Linked DNA regions of Mus musculus: all the other regions are linked to region 6. A link is a loop called in an ENCODE intact Hi-C map of the cell type or tissue named here. Cell type or tissue: left cerebral cortex. All regions are shown on one strand. Region 1 has its middle 52 kb from the start of Gm39461. Region 2 has its middle 37 kb from the start of Gm30158. Region 3 has its middle 100 kb from the start of Gm30337. Region 4 holds the start of Sox9 (SRY (sex determining region Y)-box 9). Region 5 overlaps Gm30219 (a long non-coding RNA gene). Region 6 overlaps 2610035D17Rik (RIKEN cDNA 2610035D17 gene).

Region 1 (4,000 bases), 960 kb before region 6:
TATCTTGACCTTTTTGCAAAATCAAACCAGTCTTTATGCCCTTCTTGTACCATATCCGTGTGTGGCCAAACCACGTGTTTCTTCTTCCTGTCAGCAGAGGGCTAGCTTATGTGGAGAGGGGAATTTTTCCCTTGTAGTTATCTACATAACCCAAGCCTAAGTCCCTTTTGAAGGATTAAGCAATCCTTACATGTTATGTATGATCCTTGGATTTGTTTTTGTTTGTTTGTTTGTTTGTTTGTTTGTTTTGATTGGTTGGTTGGTTGGTTGGTTGGTTGGTTGGCTGGCTGGTTGTTTTTCTTATTGCAAGAATACCCTATATGCTTTGCTGACAACATCCAATTTTAGACACATGAGCCAAGGACAGCTGAAACTGGCAACAGAGACATCCCTCTTTTCAACCGGAGGAGGTCAGCTTTGAATCAGTCCCATAGTTCCCTTTAATCCATGCATATGTTCAACTTGGCCATCAGTTAATCTAAGCTAAGCCTATAGACATCTTCCACAAAACAGATATCATGAGTCCTTGTCATCCTCGTGTTCTTGAGTCATCGAAACACATGATAGCACAGTCTCAATACAACGTTCTCTCTAGTATCTGATGTTATCATTATTCCAGAGTCTCAAAGAAAATATTGTCATAACGTTCAGTTAATTAAAGAAATATTTGTGGTTGGGAAGAAGGCTCAATTTGTGTGATTACCACTGCATAAGCTTGAAGATTTTGGATCCCTGGTTCATTCACAGAGCCTTGCAAGGCTACAGGTGCCTATACACAGGTATGGGAGGTAGAGTTTAGGGGTCAGAGACAGAAAGATGGCTGGAGCTTGCTGGCCATCCACCTTAGCCAAAATATGATAACCTTCCAGAGTCAGAGAGAGAGACTCTGCTTCAAGGGACTATAGTGGAGATGAACAGAAGTAGGTACCCTACCTCCTCCTCTGGTCTCTGTAGAGACCCACCTGCTCGATTATACTCATACACACAGCATATGCATAAACACACAGGAATAAAATTAAATAAATTATAAATTCTCACATTTAAAAAAATGTGGTGTTAAAGGAAAAGAAAATATCTTCTTACTTAAAACTGGGCAAGGAGGAGTGAGCCTAACTTGACTGAAACTCCTTCAGTGATACTTGTGTTTTGGTCCCTCATTATTTTGACATTCAATTCCTTCTTCTCCCAAATCCTAAGACTGTATTTATCTAGTAGGAGTCTAGCACTCCATCACTGGGCCTGGGTGGCTCCCTTGGGACAATCCTTGCTATTTGTTTGTTCTTCTGGCTCCCTCCCTGCTTTCTAATCAGACCTCAACCCCCCCCCCAAAAGAATGAAAAGGCAACTTGAGGGAAGACATCTTCAATAAGACCTTCAAAATGATACCATGTACGTTGGTTGCTGCTGTTTCTTTGCTTGCCATCCCTGTCCCATGCTCTTCATCCAAGTATGAATTTGCAGACATCTTCGGTGTTAATTTTACTTCTGATTTTTTTTCTTAAGGCATTATCTGATGCCACAAATCCCCGGCACATGGTAAGCTCCGAGTTCTTTCTATATTTTATTGCTACAAATTAATAATACTTTCATTAAATAACTCAACACATTAAGTGATTAGTACTTGCCTTCACAATATTGCCAAGATAATTCAATTAAGGACCACCTTGGAAGCAATGGTTACTGCCATTGGAAAAGGTATAAGTCAGGGGGTTAGAAATCAGGATTATTATTTTTTTCTCTCTGCCATTTATGGACCAGTGATCCTGAGTGTACTTGTCTTTATGTTTTGGAAGACATGGGAACAAGACAAAAGTAACTCTTTTATGCATTCCTTCTTTCTCTGAAGTTGTCTGTGTACTCTGCTTTCAGTAATTAATCACAGCTTGTTGACTGACACTGCTCCAAGCATGGGTTTCGTTGCCCTTTTCGGTCTCCCTGAGCATCTCCTTATCTTCAAAAGATAGCCTGGCTTTCTGAAGGTCAGATCATTCACAGAGAAACAGGTGATGTTGGTTGGAGGGAGGGAGTGCCTGAGACAGCACGTAGCATTCAGAAACAGAGTGGGAGAGGCCACTGAAAGAATCCTACCAACCAAAGGAGAAACACGTCACCACAAGGAGCTATTTTGGGATACAAGGGCCAGAGAAATAGTGTACAGCCAAAAATGAATAGCATGCTGTCAGCTTTGCCTTTTAATAATAAAATAATTGAGGGGTTGGTACAGTTAGGGGCCTTTTAAGAAGTCTAGTAGGATGCTTCCATTAGAAGAGGAAGGAGCTTTAGAGGAAGAACTACCCTGTGTCTTTTTCTCAGGACTTTTCTCAGATGTCCTTCCCTTTCTCCAAGGCAAGGTTTTTCTACAACATCCCCTAGAGGGCGCAGTGACTCTCTTCCTCTTGTGTTCCCGGTAAGAGACCTTGGGCAAATAGACTTTTAGAAAGCACCCTCATAGAGAGGCAAAGGGGAGGGAGGAGAGGGCAGATGTGGGATGGAGGGAGGGCTTGTGGAGGGGTAACCTGGAAGTGGGATATCATTTGGGATGTAAACGAATAGAATGATTAACAAAAAAGAAAGAAAGTAAATGCGTTCTAAGCAAACTAGGTTCAACTAGTTCCAATGCATCTGTGAACAACCCAGACTCAAGTCTTGCTTGATAGTTTTAGTGACTGACACAAAGTGACACAAAGTGCATACCACACGCATACCTTTTTCTGTTCGCACCATCTTTCAGTTTGGACATATTAATAGATTTCATCTCCAGTCTTCACTATCCAAAGGTTGACTCCCAGAGTAGTAGGTCCACTGGAATTTTAATATTGACTCTGTTATCTCATTTAAAATCAGTTTAATCTGTCTCCTTCCCCAGATAAAAGAGTGTTTAAAATGTTTTCTACTTTCAAACTACAGCCTATTAATCTTAATGTAAGTGGTTTAAATTTTCTGTGGCAAGATTGTTTTGTGTAGATTGCCATTCCTCATATGATTTATAAGCTACATCTTTAAGGTAGGGTGTGGTCCCGTGTTTCAGAACTTTTCAGGCCCAGACGAAAGGATTGTGAGTTCAAGGTGGCATGGGCTATCTAACAAGAAACATTCTCAAAATAAAACAAACAAACAAACAAACAAACAAAAACATGTGCCCTTTAAACAAAGGCCTTTATTTTCTACTTGTGGAATATTTACTTATTTATATGTAATAAAAGTAGCACTGAAGAAATACCTGAGGTGTGTTTGCTTATTCAAAAACAGTAAGGATATTAGTATATCTCTCAGAAGATTGTCTTGGAAGCAGATGGGACCATTTACAAGAAATTCTTGGCAGAATGCCTGTCAAAGCCATATATAGTAAACAATTGGTAAATACTAGCTATTTTAACATAGCTTGTGGCATAATTCTAGAACTGTTTGACAAAGGATAGCTTGGCATCCAAAAGGTGTATCATACATTACATATCCATTTTGTTTATTGTTGCCTTTCGGTGGTCATTATGGACTCAGTGCATCTAGTTCACATACAAGGAGCGACTAGAAAATGGTTGAAATCACACAGACATATGGCTTCGTTTGACTGACTCAGTGGTTAGTTTGAGACTGAGAAACTGTATATAGCTCCTTTCATTTTAGGAGCGCCAGAATAAAAGATTTGATATGGAAGATTTTTACCACTTCCATTAGTGCTTACTCAGGTTCTCTTTCCTTACACAGCAACAAGATCATCCCTTGATCTTGACTAATATAACAATAATCAAAACATTCAAAAATGTCCAGGAAGTCCTATGTAACCAAGGCTATCTTCAGCTTCGCTCTATCAAAGATGATCTTGAACTTCATTCTATCTTCCAGCTTCCATCTCCTAAGTAAAGGGATTACAGGTGTCTACAATGATGCCCAGTTCTTAAAGGGCCGGGGATGAACCCCAGGACTTCCTGAATGCTGGGGAAATCACCCTTCCAATGGAGCTATGTCCCCAGGCCCTTAAAACCTCATCTTTAGCTCAATC
Region 2 (4,000 bases), 1.6 Mb before region 6:
GTACACATGTCTATGTGCATGTGTATTGGAGTCCAAGCCACAAATTTTGGTTGTCTTCTTCAGGGGTCATCAGTTGTTCTATTGAGGATGAGTCCATTACTGACCCTGATAATTGTCAATTAGGCTGGGTTGCTGTTCAACAAGTGGTAGGGATCACCTGTCTTCTCTTCCCCTGGACTAGAAATATGCGCCATACTTTTTTTTTTAATTATTGTTTTACCTTTAATTTTTAAAAGTATTGTTTTTTAGTGTCATTTATGTGCACTGTGCTTCTATCATGTCTCTTATCCCTCTCCTCCCACCAACTAATCTGCTGATCCCCCAACTCCTTTCAAACTCATAGCCCCTTTTTCTTGAGCTATTATATATATATATATATATATATATATATATATATATACATATATACACATATACATATATGTGTATATGTGTGTATATGTGTATATGTATATATATATGTATATATGTGTGTATATGTATATATATACATATATAAGAATAAATATATAAATATATAAGAATAAATATATAAATATAGCCAGCAGAGTCCAGGAAGTGTTGCTAGTGTGCACATGTATTGGACTGAGCACTTGATATTAGGCAAACAATCGCTGGGATCACATCTGAGAAACATTGACTTTCCTTTCTCATACATAGTGAACTCCCTAGAGATAGTCACATAGGTATATAAGGTCTTCGTGAGATTTTTGTCTACTCAAATTTGCACATAACTTGGTATAGTCATTGTGCAGGTCTTCTTTATGCAACCACATTATTGCATTCATAAGTACAGCTTTCCTGCAATGTATAGGGAACATAATCTTTCAGCAGACTGTTTGCTCTTATAATTATTCTACCCCCACTTTTACAATGTTCCCCAAGTATTAAGTGCAAGCAGGGGTTGTATTGTAGATGTATGAATGGGGCCTGGGAATCCTACAGTCTTTGGTCTCTGTATTTTTACAAGTCTTAGCTTCCCCTAATGGTCTCTATGTGCTACAAAATGGAGCTGCTTTTACTGCATCATCCTCAGCATCCTTTCTGTCCTTAAGCTGGATAGAGCACCCCATTTCTGCACATCCTTGTATTTCTGTACAGATCAAAACACATCGCTTAAATTTTCTTACTCATCCATCTATCTGCTATACAGAAGGCTCACAAGATGGCACACATCTGTTAATAAAACACATGCTTCAACAACTTTCTGTCTCTGCACATATATCATAAACATGGGCTATCTAAATTTGTGCTATAATTGGTGGGTATTAAAAGAGAAACCATGACCATAATTAGTGTAGACAAAAATATGTATCGTGTTCACAATCACAAGAGCTACTACTCATTTACAACACACTCAATTCACTCATCTATACAAAAGGTGAACAAATTCTTCTACATGCTGCAGTAAAGTCAGGACTAAGGCGAATATCTGTTTTGCAATACAATTTTGAGAATTGTTTAAAGAATGAATTCAGAAATAGGGTATACTAGTATTGCTGATACAATTTAACACATGAAAATATCAGGAAATTTTATTGTTGTGGCTAGCCCTGCGGCTAATTATATTTGATGTTAATTCTGTTCTCCTGTGAGGCGTTGTGAACAAAGAATGAGTCAGCACTCAGGTGATTTCCTATAAAATCATCTTCCCACCTTAATTTTTAAAATAAAGGAGAGCTGATGATTAGACAGGAAAAGGGAAGGTGGAGCGGAAAGTTGAGAGAGAGAAGAAGAAGAAAATGGGAGAGAGAGAGGACACAGAGGAGGAGGAAGAAGAAGAAAAGCTGAACAGAAGCACATGGCGTGGAGAATCTGCAAGTTCTAAGGGGTCTCATAGATGTGGAAGATGTTAGTGTAGCAGTAGATCTGCCCAATCTAGGCACACAGCATGTATTCATATTAGTTGAGTTGTATTTTCATTGCCAGGGCATATTTGGGTTGGAGATTTATCGCAATACGTTATCTATTCTGGATAGATTTCACACTAGCAGATTTCACAGAAGCAGATGGTGCTATGCCAGCTACTGGGCAAGGAAAGATGTTAGTGCCATGATAGGATGTTTGGATGCTGTGACGGACCTATGAAGCAAGTTGTGTCTACTTGTGCAGTGTGCTTAGTGGTTATCATGATGAAGCAACTGCTTGTTGAATGGATGTGTGGCCTGCTCTAGGGATTCTCCATCTGGTAAACTTGGTTAACAGCCCATGATGGGGGAGATTTATAGGCTTAGGAAGCTCCCAACTGGTGCTGCTTTAGTAGATAATCAGGTCATCAAACTGTCTTTTAAATATTTATGTCTGTTCCCATGGATTTGTGATGATCTCTACCTAGGTCAGAAAAGCCAATGAGAACCAAATCAAGAGAGATGGCCCCTGAGAGATAATATCTACCATTGACCTCTACTATCTCCATTCATTAATAAGCATTTATAGTTTTTATTATTTTGCTAATATTATAAAACTGTATTTGTCTCTAAACATAAATAACTGAAGTCTAGAATATGAGATTTCACTGTGAGCTATCACAGTGTATGTTCAGACATCCTAGAAACATGGATATTATCATTTAATAAATTGTATCTCCAATAAAAACAAAGACTTTGTTTGAAAAAATCATAAATGATGAGACATATATTTGAGACATTTCCTATGAGTAACAACAGGGGCTGTAAGGAGTAAATAGTATATTGTTTAGTGTTAAAGTCTGACATTTTAAATAGATTATTGGTTTTATGAAGCCCAGGGAACTCCCATACCCATTCTTATAAAATACCCTTTCCCTCAGATCATTTCACAATGGACATAATTTTCAGTCAAACCTTTAAAAGGCTAATATATCCATTGATAAATGTGTGTTAGCCCTGTGAGTTTTGATATTTGCTAGGCTAGTGTTATATATAAGTTATTGAAATAAAATCAAAACTATTACCTCAAAGACAGAGGGAGGGAGGAAGAGGGGAGGCGAAAAGGGGAACATGGTCAGGTATGGGAGGTAGGCAGGAGAGAAGCCCTCAAGGCCAGCAGAATGAATGGAAATATGCAACCTCAGGGAGGTAGGTGGTGGGGGACCCTCCAGAATGTACCAGAGACCTGGGAGGTGAAAGACTCTCAGAACTCGGGGGGGGGGCATAGATGAAATGCCCAACAGTGGCAAGAGGGAACTCATAGAGTCTACCTCCAGTAGAAAGTGGAGGGATAGGGTTTCCATCCCACAGTCAAAAACTCAATCCCGGAAATATTCCTGTCTAAAAGAATTGCTGGGACAAAAATGGAGAAGAGACTGAGGGAAAGGTGGTCCAACTTGAGATCCATATCAAGGGGAAACTCCAAGGCCTGACACTATCACTGATGCTATGATGTGCTTACAGACAGGAGCCTAGCATGGCTGCCCTCTGAGAGGTCCAACAAGCAGCTGACTGAGACAGATGCAGATACTTACACCCAACCATTGGACTAAAGTTGGGAACCCCAGTGGTTGAATTAAGGAAAGGCTGAAAGAAGCTGAGGAAGAGGGTAACTCTCTAGGAAGACCAGCAGTCTCAACTAACCTGGACCTCTGAGATCTCTCAGACACTGAGCCACCAACCAGGCAGCATACACTAGCTGCTCTGAGGGACTGACTGGTCTGGCCTCAGTGGGAGAAGATGTGCCTAAGTATCCAGAGATTTTGAGGCCCCATGGAGTGGGGAGTCCTGTGTGTGGGGAAGACATCCTCTTGGAGACAGGGGGGAGGGGGAATGGGATGGGGAACTCTGGGATGGCAGACCATGAGGGAGGCAATGACTGAACTATAAAAACATAGAAATAATAAAAATTTTAAAAATTGTCAGAGAGAGAGAGAGAGAGAGAGAGAGAGAGAGAGAGAGAGAGAGAGAGAGAGATTGTGCTGATGCTAGCTAGGTAATCTTGGTCCAGTAACTCCATTGTTCCAACACTGTTAAAAACAGAGGTGGGCCAAGGATGGCTACTTAGTGGGCTAAAGTTAACCCAATATGAA
Region 3 (4,000 bases), 1.3 Mb before region 6:
GAAAATAATCAATTGAGTAAGAAATTGATTTTTTTCTTTTGCTTCATTGAGTTAGAGTCTTATTAAATAAGCCCCACCTGGGTTTGAATTCTCAATCCTCCTGACCCAGCATCCTGAGTGCTGGGACTATAGGAAAGTGTTACCCTGATGCATGGCAAGTGATTTGGTTTGTGCAAAGACAAATTTTTATTAGTTTCTGTCAGTTTCCGTCTTTTCACTTTTGGATCCTATTCAATTCTTCTGAAGGAAAGAGCCAAAATTTCACCGTTAGATAGTGGTCTACATATGATTTCCCATAAAGAATGAATTATGCTTTAGGAGCAGAATCAAGGATATACTATATCAGAGATCTCTAGATGGGAAGTGAAGCATTCCAAGGACATTTTAGTTTTTGCATGCGCTGCATGGCTGTTTTGTGACGATTATAAAGACAAAATATATAAACAACAGTGTAATCGATCCGCGTAGTGAATGTTCTCATATGGGAGTCAAATATACAGAAATGGCTTGAAATTTTTTACACTAACAGTCAAAGCGAGTAATGTTTTATGAATTTCCTCAGGAGGATAGAGTGTTAGTGGGTCAGATAAAAGCTTACAAAAACAAAGCTGGGCAGACACCACTGAGAAAGTCTCAGACAATATATTGCACTTAGTTCAATTCCACACATTTTTCCTAGTCATCCACAGTATCTGGAAGTGCATCCAAGGAAGCTTGGCTTTTAATACCCTCCATGATACAATTTTGATACACACCCACCCTGGAATTCTACAATTTAAATGAGCATTCTTACTTCCTGAAATGAAGAGAGAGGATCAGGACATAGAGCTTAGGTGTTGCTATGGAAACGTGTTTTAGTTCATTTAAAAAAATATTTTGCATTATACTTATTTGTTTATCCTGTCCTTGAGGTGTGCATGTGCTGTGGCACATGTGTGGGGGTCAAAGGACAACTGGCAAGAAATCAACTCTCGCCTTTCTCCATGTGTGTTTGGGGGATTAAATTCAGGTCATTGGGCTTGGTGACAAGGACCTTTGCAGGCTGAACCATCTTTCCAGTTCCCATTCACTTCTTTATCAATAAATATTGATTGCACAGCTGTGTGCTCACAACGATGACTAAAAGAGACAAAGATTTTCAGTTCAGAAAACTGAATATGTTAAAGAGTTTAAAAGAAGCCCACAATGATAGGGAGGGACTATGCAATAGACTGTTTTTCTTTCTTTTTTTTTAATTGTTCTATAATTTATAATATTGAATACTGGGAATGGTGCCCCTAACTTAGTAGAAGAGGTAAGAAAACAAATGGTGCCGGGCAGTGGTGGCACATGCCTTTAATCTTAGCACTTGGGAAGCAGAGGCAGGCAGATTTCTGAGTTCGAAGTCAGCTGGTCTACAGAGTGAGTTCCAGGACAGCCAGGGCTACACAGAGAAACCCTGTCTCGAAAAACCAAAAAAAAAAAAAAAAAAAAAAAAGAAAGAAAGAAATGGATGGACAGATGGATGGATGGATGGATGAGTGGTTAGATAAATAGATGATTGATGATAGACAGACAGATCGATAAATGGATAGGTGGACAGACAGACAGACAGACACAGATATACATACACAGAGATACAGATAGAGACAGAGATGGGGAGGTGACAGACACTGTTGAGAGTGGAATTAGGAAGCCATGCATCTGGAAACCAAGGAAGAATTTTAAGGATGAAGTTGAGGTTGCCAAAGGTCAAGGGCCATAAAGATTGGAGAGTGCCAAGTGCATAAATCATACCCATACTACTTTTAAGGACCCAGGAATGAAAGGTGGGGCATTAAACGGGGTTGGCTGGATGTAGGAAGATAAAATCAAGGGTCAGTGCACATAAACCACATATAGAGAAGAAGAAAAAAAATGTCAAAAATAGCTCAAACACAAATGAGGTTAATGTTAAGGAGATATATTTTGAGGACATGAACATTATTGAAAATAAGGATGAAAAATGCCCAAAGAAAAGTCATTTAAAATTGTTAGGAAAAAGGTTGAAAATTCTATAACGAGGTGGAAATAGCTCCGTGGAGTTTTAATAAGTAGAAAGAACAAATTGCCCTTCAGACAATTCCGTTCTTCAATGACAGACAATCTAAATCTGTTTATTGAAATCATGCCTTTGGCTATGTTTGCTTGGATTTAATTGTTTTAGGTGGTGAATACAAAATGGGGGCTTGTATAAGCACCTCCGGGTGCTGGAATAATAGGGTAGAACTCTCCAGTCGGTATAAACATGATATCTGTGTTTCTTGAAAGGTGACCATCCAACCCCCTCAGTATTTTTTTCCACCAGGTGGCAATGCCCACTTACAATTGAGACGTAGAAAGCTCAACCAGATGAAAATGGTAAGCACTCTGCATTTCTGAAAGAAGCCCTGACAACTGTTTTAGTATAGGATGCTGACATTGTCATCAGAGTGGCAATGAAAAATTCATGGCAGATTCCTACACTTCTTAGTCTACAGGACACACAGAGAGACCAAAGGGATAGCGCTGGACACTTCATACTAAAATCACATCACCTGACGGTGTGAATGCAAAATGGATTTTTCTAGAAAGAAGAGCCAAGGTTTTATTTATTTGTTTGTAAAGGGAATGCTGGGGGGCATCAGACAAACAAGAGGAAAGGAGGAGAAAGGGACTAGGGAAGAACAAAAAATTAGAAATGAAGAGAACATATTCATAAATCCATACTCAGTCACATTTGTTGAATACAATAAAAAGACACCCTATTAATATGCAATCTAGTGTAACCCAGACCTCAAAGCTGCATGAAACAACAAATGCAGCATTTGCTTTTCTAAAGACATACTTTATTATTTTAAAAGTATGTGTTTGTGTGTGAGAGTGGAGTGGATATGTGAGCTTGAGGGTAGCTACCCATGGAGTCCAGCAGGAGGCTTCAGGTCCTCTGTATCTGGAGTTTTTGGTGGCTCTGAGCTATCCAACATGGGTTCTGCGAATCAGACTAAGGCCATCTGCAAGAGCACTGACCACTCTTAACTGCTAAGCCATCTTCCCATCTCCTTTCATGACTTGATCGTTACATTTGTCTGCTTGTTTGTTCATCTGCAGTACTGAGTATGAAACCTAGGAGCTTGCTCATGTGAATCAACTACTTTCTCACTAAGATCCATTCCCAGCAACCTATTAATTTCTTTCTAAGGCCATGCGTACTTCCTCTCCTTCTCCTTCTCCTGGCATGGCAGATCTCCTTCTTCCTCATTCCTCTGTCCCAAGCTTAGGATTCCTAAAAACCTCCCCTCTGTCTGCCTTGCACATCCATTGGCTTCCAGCATCTTTATTGACCAAGCAGAACCAATTGGAGGCAGGGTCTTACTTGCAGACACTCATGTAAGCAGTTTTGGGGACCAAAATTCACATTCCAATACAAGCAGCATTAGGCCAAGCACACACAAAGATGCTCTTACCAACCTCTTGGTCTGATTTTGATCCTTGGGATTTAAATCATGTGAGGAGAGAAGCAACTCTAGCAAGCTTTCCCCTGACCTCCACACATGAGCCATGACAGATACCATGCATGTATACACATACTCACACATGACAATTTTCTAACAAATAATAAAGGTTTTAGAACCAAAACATGGAGCTTGGTCTTAGTTCTGATACTTAATAGTCATTGATGTTGAATAAAAATTTAAGGCTTGAGGTAGGCATTACATTTAAAATATTTTTGGGGGGCGTAAGAGTTGGGCAAGTGGTTAAGCACACTTGTTGCTCTTGCAGAAGCCCCAGGTTCTATTCTCAGCAGTCACACAGTGACTCACAACTGTCTGTAAGTTTAGTTCCAGGGACTCTTCTGCACTCAGTAGACAACAGGCATATAAGTTGATCATGCACACATATAATGCCAAAGCATTCATACCTATAAAATGAAATAAATAAATCTAAACAAAACAAAACATCTAATCCCCTTCTCTCAACAAAGCTACTCCTTGTTATCCCT
Region 4 (4,000 bases), 380 kb before region 6:
TGCTGTAAACGCCAGCGAAGTCCCGGGTACCACGGAGACAGCATCGAAAAGTGGGGGTGGGGGGTTGTGGAGGGTCCTAGTCTAGACACGCTCGCGTGCACGCGCACACACACACACACACACACACATACACACACACACACACACACACACACACACACACACATCGGTTCACACGGAGACCGTTCCAAAACTGTGACATTCCGAGAGTAGAGAGCAAACTTACACACTCGGACGTCCCGGGTCCCCCGCTTGCCCCGCGCCCCCCTCCAAGTCCCCTCACCCCACCATCCACCCTCTGGCTGAGCTCCCCTCCCTTCTCCTCCCCTCCTGTCTCGTCACCCAACCCGGAGCCACAATCCTCCCCAGCCCCCCTTCCAAAATCCGGTCCAATCAGCGACTTGCCAACACTGATGACTCAAGAGCTAGCCGTGATTGGCCCGAGGTATCTAACGTGAAGGAGGAGTATTTATTAGAGACCCTGAGCTGGAAGTCGGAGAGCCGAGAGCGCTGCTCGGAACTGCCTGGAAACTTCTGTGGGAGCGACAACTTTACCAGTTTCAGTCCAGGAACTTTTCTTTGCAAGAGAGACGAGGTGCAAGTGGCCCCGGTTTCGTTCTCTGTTTTCCCTCCCTCCTCCTCCGCTCCGACTCGCCTTCCCCGGGTTTAGAGCCGGCAGCTGAGACCCGCCACCCAGCGCCTCTGCTAAGTGCCCGCCGCCGCAGCCCGGTGACGCGCCAACCTCCCCGGGAGCCGTTCGCTCGGCGTCCGCGTCCGGGCAGCTGAGGGAAGAGGAGCCCCAGCCGCCGCGGCTTCTCGCCTTTCCCGGCCACCCGCCCCCTGCCCCGGGCTCGCGTATGAATCTCCTGGACCCCTTCATGAAGATGACCGACGAGCAGGAGAAGGGCCTGTCTGGCGCCCCCAGCCCCACCATGTCGGAGGACTCGGCTGGTTCGCCCTGTCCCTCGGGCTCCGGCTCGGACACGGAGAACACCCGGCCCCAGGAGAACACCTTCCCCAAGGGCGAGCCGGATCTGAAGAAGGAGAGCGAGGAAGATAAGTTCCCCGTGTGCATCCGCGAGGCGGTCAGCCAGGTGCTGAAGGGCTACGACTGGACGCTGGTGCCCATGCCCGTGCGCGTCAACGGCTCCAGCAAGAACAAGCCACACGTCAAGCGACCCATGAACGCCTTCATGGTGTGGGCGCAGGCTGCGCGCAGGAAGCTGGCAGACCAGTACCCGCATCTGCACAACGCGGAGCTCAGCAAGACTCTGGGCAAGCTCTGGAGGTGAGCGCGCGGGCCGCCAGGGAGGGCTCGGTGGCTAGGGGGGACGCGGGCTGCACTCACCGACCCCGCCCCGCCTCCCTGAGCCGCGGAGTTGTGCATCCTGGGGTCTTTGGTCCAGGATGCAGGGCGGCCGGGGGCGGGGGGAGGGAGTGGCTCAGATTTTGAGAAAGTTCTTGGGATTGCTCTTGGTTATGGCGGGGGGGGGGGGAATGGGGGCGTGAATATGACTGCTTTTAGGAAGGTAGAAAGGAGTGAGGGGGTGTGCCAGCCTGGTCCCTCTGGAAAGGAACAATTAGAGGAAGCAAGCCCACCTTCCTTAGGCCAACTGCGCTCATTCCTGGGGAGATGGAGTGAAGGGAAAGTGTAACTGAGACTAGAGGAGACCCAGGCAAGAATTGGGCAAAGCTACTGAGAACCGGCAGGGGCATGGATCAACAGAGCGAGCTTCTTGCAATTTAAATGGGTTTTCGGAAAGTTTTTACTGCGTGTTGGGAGGGGTGGACCGCTCCGGTAGCAAAGGCGTTTAGAGCAGCCTCAGCAGGGAGCTATTTCCATCTTCAGGGTTTCCAAAATAGGAGGCCAGGGGAGGGGGCGGGGCGAAGAGTGACCGCTCAGGTCGACTCTGAGCACTTTTTTAAAAAGAAAAAGAAAGGAAAAAAAAAGTTCTGAGTCTCAGAGAGGGATGGAAAGCAGACTGGAGGGAGGGGGTAGTGCGCGAAGGAGGGGTGGGGACCTGACAGCTCCCGGGGTTTCATTGACCCCCTCCCTCTTTTCTTCTGCCCCCCCCCCCCAGGCTGCTGAACGAGAGCGAGAAGAGACCCTTCGTGGAGGAGGCGGAGCGGCTGCGCGTGCAGCACAAGAAAGACCACCCCGATTACAAGTACCAGCCCCGGCGGAGGAAGTCGGTGAAGAACGGACAAGCGGAGGCCGAAGAGGCCACGGAACAGACTCACATCTCTCCTAATGCTATCTTCAAGGCGCTGCAAGCCGACTCCCCACATTCCTCCTCCGGCATGAGTGAGGTGCACTCCCCGGGCGAGCACTCTGGTGAGCAAGGCGCGAGTGGTCCCCTAGGGGGTCCTCCTGGCACACTCTTAAGGTGCCCCCCTCCCCAGAAGTATCTGACTTTGCATTCCCTGAAGTAAGGAAACACTATTCTCTGCATCCCCCTCCCAGTTCAGGGCGCTCAAAAACAGCCAAGTTGGCGCGCGGGCGCGGGTGAACACAGGCACACACACACACACATACACACACACACACACACACACACACACACACACACACACATCTCAAACCTTGAATCCTGAGCTGGATTCTTTATTGCAAGGTAACATGTCTTAATTGCTTTACGAAACTTACCCACTTTTCTCTTTGCGCCTCACCCCAAAAGCACACATTCTTCTACAGGTAGCAATTTAGTCTTCCGGACCCTTGGGACCTCAGACCCCTCCCCTGATAAAAGGAGCTTGCCTAGTGTGTACCTGCGGGTTAATCATTCGGCGACTTATCGCTGGTGCAGCGCGCCTCCAGCGCGGGAGCGGGTCCTAATGACACCTTGGCAACCAGGGAGAGTCCCCAGGGGGCTCCTAAGAGTAGGGGCTTTGCAAAGCGCTTGTTGATTTTTTACCGTTTGTCTTTCTCTTTTATGGCCTGCAGGGCAATCTCAGGGTCCGCCGACCCCACCCACCACTCCCAAAACCGACGTGCAAGCTGGCAAAGTTGATCTGAAGCGAGAGGGGCGCCCTCTGGCAGAGGGGGGCAGACAGCCCCCCATCGACTTCCGCGACGTGGACATCGGTGAACTGAGCAGCGACGTCATCTCCAACATTGAGACCTTCGACGTCAATGAGTTTGACCAATACTTGCCACCCAACGGCCACCCAGGGGTTCCGGCCACCCACGGCCAGGTCACCTACACTGGCAGTTACGGCATCAGCAGCACCGCACCCACCCCTGCGACCGCGGGCCACGTGTGGATGTCGAAGCAGCAGGCGCCGCCCCCTCCTCCGCAGCAGCCTCCGCAGGCCCCGCAAGCCCCACAGGCGCCTCCGCAGCAGCAAGCACCCCCGCAGCAGCCGCAGGCACCCCAGCAGCAGCAGGCACACACGCTCACCACGCTGAGCAGCGAGCCAGGCCAGTCCCAGCGAACGCACATCAAGACGGAGCAGCTGAGCCCCAGCCACTACAGCGAGCAGCAGCAGCACTCCCCGCAACAGATCTCCTACAGCCCCTTCAACCTTCCTCACTACAGCCCCTCCTACCCGCCCATCACCCGCTCGCAATACGACTACGCTGACCATCAGAACTCCGGCTCCTACTACAGTCACGCAGCCGGCCAGGGCTCAGGGCTCTACTCCACCTTCACTTACATGAACCCCGCGCAGCGCCCCATGTACACCCCCATCGCTGACACCTCCGGGGTCCCTTCCATCCCGCAGACCCACAGCCCGCAGCACTGGGAACAACCAGTCTACACACAGCTCACCAGACCCTGAGAAGAGAAAAGCTATGGTGACAGAGCTGATCTTTTTTTTTTTTTTTTTTAAAGAAGAAAAGAAAGAAACGAAAAGAAAAAGCTGAAGAAATCAAGAACCAATTGAAATTCCTTTGGACACTTTTTTTTTTTTGTCTGTCGTTAATTTTTAAAGACATGTAAAGGAAGGTAACGATTGCTGGGATTCCAGGAGAGAGACTTTAAGACTTTGTCTGAGC
Region 5 (4,000 bases), 1.5 Mb before region 6:
AGACGTTCTAAGTATGAAGCATGCGTGTACAGTGGCTAAATGTGATTCAGAATCATGTGAAGTTTTATTTGTTATGGTTGTTGTTGCTGTTGCCGTTGATTTGATGTGCTCTGTGTTTGAGATAGGGTCTTACTTCATAGCTCCGGCTGTCCTAGAACTCACTAAATAGACAAGGCTGGCCTCAAACCTCACAAGGGACTGCCTGCATCTGCCCCACTGAGCGTTAGGATTTGAGCTATGCTTCACAGGACAGCATGATGCTAAGATTTCTGTGATATAAGGAGTGTTTTGTGGGGTTAGATATACAGTTCTGTAGCTAAGAGAACTCACTGTTCTTGCTCAGTGTCTTTTTCATTTCTTGTGCTTTCCCTCCTAAATGTTATGTTCCCTTCTTATCAAAAGGACCAAGAGGAATATTTTATTAAATCCAATAGCTTCAGGAAAGCTAACAGATCACTGAGGTGTCTTCTAGGTAAGACCCAGTGCATACCATCAGAGAATGAATTCCTACGTAGCCAGGTTAAACTTAATACCTTCCAAGTTTATGTCTTCAGTGTTCTCTGTTGACAGTGTCTGGATAAAGGTGTCATTGTGGGTCTCGCTGTATTTCCTGCCCTGGGCAAATATACTAGTCTAATTCAAAGCACTCGTTTTGAGTAAAAAGTAATTCATTTTCAATGTATGCATGTGAATGTTTGCTTGCATGTTCGCAGGTGTGTATATCAGAGATGATAGTTCTTGTTTGGCAACTTTAAAGGTTATTTAAAAAATTCAGGTTTGAAGCCTATTACAACTTAGTTTGGAAGGTACTGTTTGGTCATACTTTACAGGACTTACGTCTACAGTGGTTCCTTATAAATAAAATATTTAACAGTCATGAATGGATCAGATATCGGACCTCAAATGATTTTTCTCTTCAAGTAAACAAATTGAACTTATTATATTTCATGCATTTTGAGGTAACAAATGACTTCGTGGGATATAACAGGAAACCAAGCTAATTTCCCATCAGTTGCTCTGTTGAAGATTGTCCTACTGTAATATCTTGTAATATTTTCATTGGGGGGGGGCATTTGGGTTTATTTTAGCAGAAATTTGGAGTAGAAGTATTCCACTCTGACATGATCATTCATTTCTGTCTCAGGACCTAGGTAGATTTTAATAGATGGGATGAGAGAAAGGACTGTTTTTGTCTCTCAAGGAATTGCTAAACCAGATGTGGTAAAATGAGGGGGAGGCTTTTAGATTTTAGCTGAAAAGCACTATCTAGACAGACTAAAAAACCAACAAACTGACATCAAATCAGTAGCTAAGCCAGATAGCAGTGGGTATGTCTGAATCCACCGCTGGTCAGCTAGTTACAACTCTCCGAGGTTACTTTTCCAGGTCACTTCTTATTGTGTATTTGTGGAGGATTTGTGGTCCAAGCAAGCAGATGACCATCTGTTTCTACATCAAAGGCATCCATCTCCAAAGTTGCTCACTGAAAACGGGGTCAAGGTTGGATTTAGTTCTGCAAAGCCACACAAAATGAACTGCTGGTTTTAATACATTTCAAGTTTTAAAATAGTTTAGTCTGTACGATATTTGTGTATAAAACAAAAATACTAGATTCATGGTATTATAATTAGTTCCTCTGGATCATCATATTTCATATTTGACTCTTGACAAAGGAAAAAAGCTACAACGTCACCCTTCAAAGATGATCTCTAAAGCCTTCTTTTTCTGTTTCAGTAGATTTTAAAGTGATAATAACATTGACTTATAATGACCTTGATATTAACAACAAAACATATTTTACAATAAGATGTTTATAAATGAATATTGTTTGTCTGGATAATAGGAGAGCCTTCTTTAACTCTGAGGTTTTTCAAATTATCATTTACTCAAGGTTTATATTAAAATCGAAAACATCAAAACTAAGACACTTGTCTAACCACCTATCCTCTTCAAAGATGCATAAACACCAGAACTTCCACTGGATTCCAAAAGAGGGCAGTGGAAGTCCACAGATGTGTTCAATGGTGTTGCTGGGGGGAAAATATTCCCTGAAAGAAAAGTTTTCTGAAGAGTAACATGTATTAATCCAGCTACTTAAGGAAATGAGAATTATGGCACTTAATTAAAGAGTATTGACGCCATCTGAAATACCACCTCCCAACCGCCACATTTTGTATTCATTAATGATAAAAAGATATAGATCAGGGACTAGTCAAGGCAATCTTCTTATAAGGGTCAATGACTTATCTCTCTTTCACGATAATCTTACAAAATTATCCTTAAATAAAAAGCTAGTGAGCAAAATAAGAGAATTTTATGTGGCGATGTTTGCATTCATTATCTCGTTCACAAAGAGAAATGTTGCTAAATATTTCCTAAAAGCTCATACTCCTAGGGATACATTTTTTTTTCTCTTTTAATTAAATGATTTTAAACCTATAATTTTAAAAGAGAGCAGATCTCTAGTTGCTGTTACATTTTTGCCAGTGATATTCAGCCAGGGTTTGAATTTTATAGCGCACATGAACAGAAATAGATAAAATAGTAAGTGACCAGTTGTCCACTTTTGATAAAGTTCTTGCTTTTTGAATATATGCATACATTACATTTGAAACTGAAAGTTTCCCCAAGACAGATACAACTTGTTTAAAATAGAAACCTTAACTTAATTTGTAGAATAATATAGCTAAAATGTCTATTTATGAAAATTTTTTTACTGGGTCTTTCTTTGTCAGATCCCTTATTCATGTCTTCTTTTTATTTGATGTTTTCATTTGTTCCCTGTATTTTTTTTTCCTCTGCAGACTTCAAAACATGTTTAGTAATGGAAATAAATGCACATCATGTCATTTGGATCTCTTCTGGAATTGATGCTGCTACAAAATACAGCTTTTTCTTACATTTGAATTAAATTACTGCCTCCATGCTTTTGAAAAGTTACAATATAACATTTTTATTTCAATTCTCCATTTCTTTTGTACTTGTAGAGCATTAGACACCAGTGGGTTAATCATGTAAGAAATATAAGCAGCCATTAGGAATATATCCCAATGAATCAGACTTTTCTTCCCAAAGACATGCTATTGCCCTGTCTACACATCTTCCTCCCATTTCAAATACAAGTACATAAAATAGGTGTCTATCTCACTTACAAATGTGTGTGTATATTTCATATTAAAATTATATATTTTACATGTGCTGTATGTACACATATCCCCAACAAGTTTTAGTAATATATATTGTGGACTCCTCCAAGTCTTCGTCCCTTCACTATGTAATTTTTAACTGACTATCCATCAGTCTAGCATCTGGACTCAGCATTATTCATTTATTCTTCCCTGTAAATGAATGATATAACTGAAACTATTGTAGGCAAGAGATTGAAAATCCATCCAAAGCGAAAAGCGTTCTTTGATAGCCACTCAACATCCTTTGACTCGTTACCCTGACTTGTTAAATGAGGTTTATGACCAGCCTACACAACGGGCGAGTGACTACTAAAAGTGGTGTTCTGTGAGAAGGCAAATACTGACGCTATGGTTTTAAGGATGAGATCTGCATTTCATTGATGAGATTTTAGGAGCAGGAACAAGGTAGAGGATGGTACTCTTGATTCTGAAAGTCCCTACTGCTCATGATGCTTTGTTTTTGACCAGGTTTTGCCCTGGAAAGTCACAGAGGGGTCAGAATGATGCCATTTCCCGCCATGGTCAGATTCTCTGAACTATTTGCAAATTCTGATTTTTGCACCTATATAAAAGACAAAGTTATACTAACTCTGTCATTATACATATCATAAGCATACATTGAGTAACCACACTTAAATTTCAGCTACAAGATAATGAAGAACTTGTCAGAGTTGGTGAGAGCTGATATTAAAGGAAAGCTAATGTCATGGGAAATTATGTATTAAAGCTTAGGTAGAAAGGGCTCAGCTTTCTGCCTTATCCTGCCGAAGTCACTTTTAACCACCTCTTAGTTCCACACCCAGATAATACCC
Region 6 (4,000 bases):
AATAAGGCTTGTAAACACACACACACACACACACACACACACAGAGTCAGAGAGAGAAAGAGACACAGATACAGACAATCTCTCTCTATCTCTCTCTCTCTCTCTCTCTCACACACACACACACACACACATGCAAACCACCCACAAAACATACATGTACCTGAAAATAATGGTATTCACTAGCACAGGTAAGACACAGTAGAACACACACACACACACAGAGCACATGTCACCTTGGCAGGGCATATATCCCAAACTGAGGTTTCCTTGATGAATGCCCCTGAACTTCCTCTGTCCAAACCTCCAGGGTAGCTTCTCGCACAGAGTCTGAGTGGGAAGAGCCACCCATGACCAGAGGAGAAAGCCACAAGGCTCCGACTCAGACCACACGAGGTAGGGTAGCATGAGGAAGGCAATGGAGGCCTTGCAGCAGGGCCTCGAGTCTGGCTCTCAGATGTCACATCTGCTTGATCAGGCAGAGAGCTGTCGGTCAGGGCCTCAGTGTCACAGGCATCCAGAGGTGACCACAAGGGAGTTGCTGGGGTCTTGGGAGGACTAAACAGCAAGACCGAAGCAAAGCTCTTATCTCACAGGAAGCACTTCTGTAACCAATGGTCTTTTAGGAAACTCCGTCCCGTAGACAAAAACCAACTCAAGATGGATTCCAGAACTCTAATATAGGGAAGAGACTGGCCACCAACTCCATGCTCTTCACACACACCCTGTAACTGAAATGGATGTATTCCATCTTGAAACCTGAACTGTGAGTGTCTGTGAGTTCCTGTCTTGGTAATCAAGAGCTCTGCATGGCTGAAGAGCCACATTCGCACAGAGCTGCTCGGGGCCGTGTGGACACAGCGGACACGCTGGGCTTTCCTGGGCTATCATGGGGGTCCACGTGCTGCAGTGACTGATGGTGGGTCTCCTTTCCGTTCCTGCCTCTCTTTCCGTGGTCTCCTTTCTCTTTTTTGAGAAGCCACACAACTCCTGAGCCTCTGTGAGGCACCAGATAGTACACTTGCAGGTGAGTGAGCCTTAGGATAGCGTAAGAATAAAAGTACAAATTGTCCTTTGCCAGGCGACAGGGGGCCCTCTGGCCCAGGGGAAGCTGGGAGTTAGCCTGCTTGGCTAGGACAGCTTCTCCAGGTTCCTCCTTTCCCACTGCCCTCCCCAGCTGGGGTGGGGTCACAACCTCCCTTAGCCCTGCCTGCCTCTGGACAAGTCTAGCTCAGGCCCCACACTGTGCCTGGCCCTAGGGGCAGGCAGATCTAGGAGGAGCAGCCCAGCCCCCAGCCCCCACCCCCACCCCCACCAGCCGGCTGCATTTGTTCCAGGGGGGCAAGGGTCTGGTGCAGTGACCCCTGGGACTCGCCTCTCAGTCACTGGCCCAGGCAGCTGGGAAAGGCTCTGACCTCCACAGAGACAGAGGGCTTCTGGGAGAGGAGCCCCAGAAGAGAGGCCTGAACTCAGAACCTACTCTGTTTTCCTGAGAACAGTCCTGGTCTTAAATGGAGCTACAAAAAGGAAAGCACTTCCAATCAGGAGCTTAGCTCTTCATTTGGCTTTCCCTGTAAGAGACAATCTTATCACCTTCTTCCAAACGCCCCCCGCCCCCCTCCCCCCCCCCCAAACCATAGCTTCAGTGAGACCCGGGTGACCCAAACCCCTGCCTCTGCGTACAGAAACCCCAAAGAAGGACGTGCTTTTAAAACAACATCTACAAACAAGCTTGTGAGGAAACCCCTTGGCTCCGCAGTGAGTGGGTGTGCACTGAAAACGGAATGAATGAAGTGACCCTGCTCAGGGGTGGAAGGGGTACACATTTGTGCAACCAGAATAGACCTCGGAGAGAACTATTTCTAAGGCAAACTCACGGAGGCTCTTTGTTTTCGGTCGCCCCTTGAAGGGTTTGACACAGAATGACTGCAAAGCTCATCTAGGAAAGAGTTTCCAATCTCTCCTCCTTCCTCCTCTTCTTCCCCCGCCCCCCCCTTCTCCTCCTTCTCCTCCTCCTCTTCCTCTTCTTCCTCCTCTTCCTACCCTTCTTCCATTCTGTGTTTAGCTAGCTTTCTCTCCTAAGTACAAACTCTAGACAAGAGTTCAGACTAGCTATCACTTCTGCCCCAAAGACAGTGATCACCACCAGGTCAGGATGCAGATGGCTCTAAACCGTTCTTTAGCACACTAGGGCGTCTGACCCGCTGCTGGGGAAGCTGCAGGAACACACAGCACAGAACACAATACCAACACCCCAAACTTCCTTCGCTGCAGGAGAAACTAGCTCTGAGCTCTGCATTTGTGCTCAAGCAGAACGGGCAGGCGTCAGGCGCTGCGCCCCACCAGCAGCCAGGGCACAGTCGGGCGCCTGGATGACCACTGCAGCTCAGCCAGGGGCCCGGAGGAGAAAGCAGGCACACGGTGGAGCCACAGCGCCATCAAGTGGTCAGTTTGCGAATGGTCGCGAGACGCATGCCCTGAGCTCAGGGACAATGTCCAGGGTTCCCAGTGTCAACTGTCCCTGGAGAAAACAGGGCTGCCAAGCCTTCATTCCAGGACGTGGGGCAGGAGCCTACAGCCGGACACCATCTGTCAAGGCATGCGACACCCTCCAGGGCTGACCTGGAATCTGCCCTGGAGGATGTTCGGAGACCCTGTTCCAACTCTGAGAGAGGTCATAACCCAGGCACCGCCCTCTCCTCTAGCAATGTGCTCAGAGCCTACAGGTTTCTCAAGAGCTATGGGGCAGAGAGGGCACCACCTGAGTAGCAGGCCTATCAGCCTGCCTGAATTATGCAGGGATGGGGCAACAGAGAGACAGCAAGGCAGCTGCGAGTCCAGGCTGTGGGAAGGAATGGAGCCTCCGAGTGGGAGTTGCCGCCTGCAGCCCTGACAGGCCATGGCTTTAACACTCCCTTCTGGAACTCAGCATTTAATTCCAAGTGCCTCCTGGGACAGATCTGGTCCTTGGAGTCAAATTACAGTCCAAGAAGGACTCAAAACACAAAAATAAAAACACATACTTTGCAAATAGAGGAGTGTTCCAGACCAGTGTATATCTGAAGACCTAATTATATTATTTTCCTGCACATTTATAACTATGATAGAATTTAGTATGAAAAGCAAATTAAGAGATTATCAATAACTATTAAACAACCAGAATAATTATAACAATACACTGGGGGGGGGGTGTTAAAAAAATCACTCAATATTTACAAATTCTTTATTTCTGAAATTTTCTACTTAATATATTCTGATACCGTTTCCAGCAGAAAATAGAGTTGCAGACATGAGAGGGGGCAGTGCTGTGTAAAGGCGGACAGAACAGTGGGGCGCCCTCTGTCCTAGTGCTGGCTCTGCACATGCAATCTCTGTCCTAGTGCTGGCTCCACTGCACACAGGACCTTGTTCAGCTTTCACCACAACCTTAGGAGATGGGTTCTTTTTATGATCTTTTTCTATAGGAAAGGCAGAACCCAGAAATGAAACACCCTACCCCTAGCTGCCCATTGGAGAGGGACAAAGCCAGGCCTGGATTCCAACACTGGCTTCCTGCCTCCAGACGCCATCCTCCCTCCCTCCCTCCCTCCCTCCCTCCCTCCCTCCTTTCTCTCCCTCCAGGGGGAACAAGGTTTTATCAGACAGAGATGTGCACATTTTTCAAGAGGGAGGGGCATCTTTGCAGACAGAGCTGGCTAGAAATGCCTAGCTAGGTTTGGGCATGAGAGATTGTGCAGGTGAGGGGCTGAGGCCTTCAGGGTGGACCCTGCCCTTTCTAGCTTCACTCCCACACCAATCTTAGGCCTCCCTCCCGGAAGCACCTTCTGCATGGGCCCCTCCCTGCTCTGGCTTCTGCAATTGACTTCCAGGCCAGCGTGCCCAGCTCGCCCTTGGAGCTGCCAGGACTCAAGGTTATTCAATGACACCCCAACTGCCAGATACAAAGAAACTGTTCTCAACCCTCCCTCCCCTGGAGGCTCATAGCTCTGACATTCCCACTTGC

The links. Peaks named below come from ENCODE experiments on the same cell type or tissue, not always from the same donor. Only the 100,000 strongest peaks of a DNase experiment are listed, where the experiment ranks them.
Region 1: it touches region 6 in a loop (8-fold over the local background); 15 of 42 quality-filtered maps call a loop at or near these places.
Region 2: a loop joins it to region 6, with 8 times the contacts of the local background. A loop is called at or near these places in 2 of 42 quality-filtered maps.
Region 3: it touches region 6 in a loop (14-fold over the local background); 6 of 42 quality-filtered maps call a loop at or near these places.
Region 4: a loop joins it to region 6, with 10 times the contacts of the local background. A loop is called at or near these places in 28 of 42 quality-filtered maps.
Region 5: it touches region 6 in a loop (9-fold over the local background); 20 of 42 quality-filtered maps call a loop at or near these places.

Annotation. Positions count from the first base shown.
Region 1 is chr11:112,207,223-112,211,222 of GRCm38, forward strand. No RefSeq gene overlaps it. Among named protein-coding and RNA genes, the nearest start is that of Gm39461, 52 kb to the left of the region's middle. In left cerebral cortex, a CTCF peak has its summit at 2,370 (motif pointing right); a DNase peak (open chromatin) is centred at 2,378.
Region 2 is chr11:111,547,752-111,551,751 of GRCm38, forward strand. No RefSeq gene overlaps it. Among named protein-coding and RNA genes, the nearest start is that of Gm30158, 37 kb to the left of the region's middle. In left cerebral cortex, no CTCF peak of the experiment used is centred here; a DNase peak (open chromatin) is centred at 2,036.
Region 3 is chr11:111,901,954-111,905,953 of GRCm38, forward strand. No RefSeq gene overlaps it. Among named protein-coding and RNA genes, the nearest start is that of Gm30337, 100 kb to the left of the region's middle. In left cerebral cortex, CTCF peaks have their summits at 2,336 (motif pointing right), 2,922 and 3,121; a DNase peak (open chromatin) is centred at 2,342.
Region 4 is chr11:112,781,728-112,785,727 of GRCm38, forward strand. It overlaps Sox9 (SRY (sex determining region Y)-box 9), which reads left to right and starts at 483. Exons shown (of 3, transcript NM_011448.4): 1 at 483-1,288; 2 at 2,082-2,335; 3 at 2,945-4,000. The coding sequence starts at 858. The coding sequence ends at 3,783. RefSeq lists a cis regulatory region at 89-103 and a promoter at 305-812. In left cerebral cortex, no CTCF peak of the experiment used is centred here; DNase peaks (open chromatin) are centred at 443, 1,116, 1,701, 2,369 and 2 more places; H3K4me3 peaks cover 3,894 bases; H3K27ac peaks cover 2,007 bases.
Region 5 is chr11:111,651,077-111,655,076 of GRCm38, forward strand. All of the region lies in intron 2 of Gm30219 (a long non-coding RNA gene), which reads right to left. Among named protein-coding and RNA genes, the nearest start is that of Gm30219, 5.9 kb to the right of the region's middle. In left cerebral cortex, a CTCF peak has its summit at 1,977 (motif pointing right); a DNase peak (open chromatin) is centred at 1,988.
Region 6 is chr11:113,162,871-113,166,870 of GRCm38, forward strand. The region is part of intron 1 of 2610035D17Rik (RIKEN cDNA 2610035D17 gene); the gene reads right to left. The region is part of intron 1 of LOC115487747 (a long non-coding RNA gene); the gene reads right to left. Among named protein-coding and RNA genes, the nearest start is that of Gm39467, 31 kb to the left of the region's middle. In left cerebral cortex, a CTCF peak has its summit at 2,431 (motif pointing left); DNase peaks (open chromatin) are centred at 2,363 and 2,812; H3K4me3 peaks cover 426 bases; H3K27ac peaks cover 842 bases.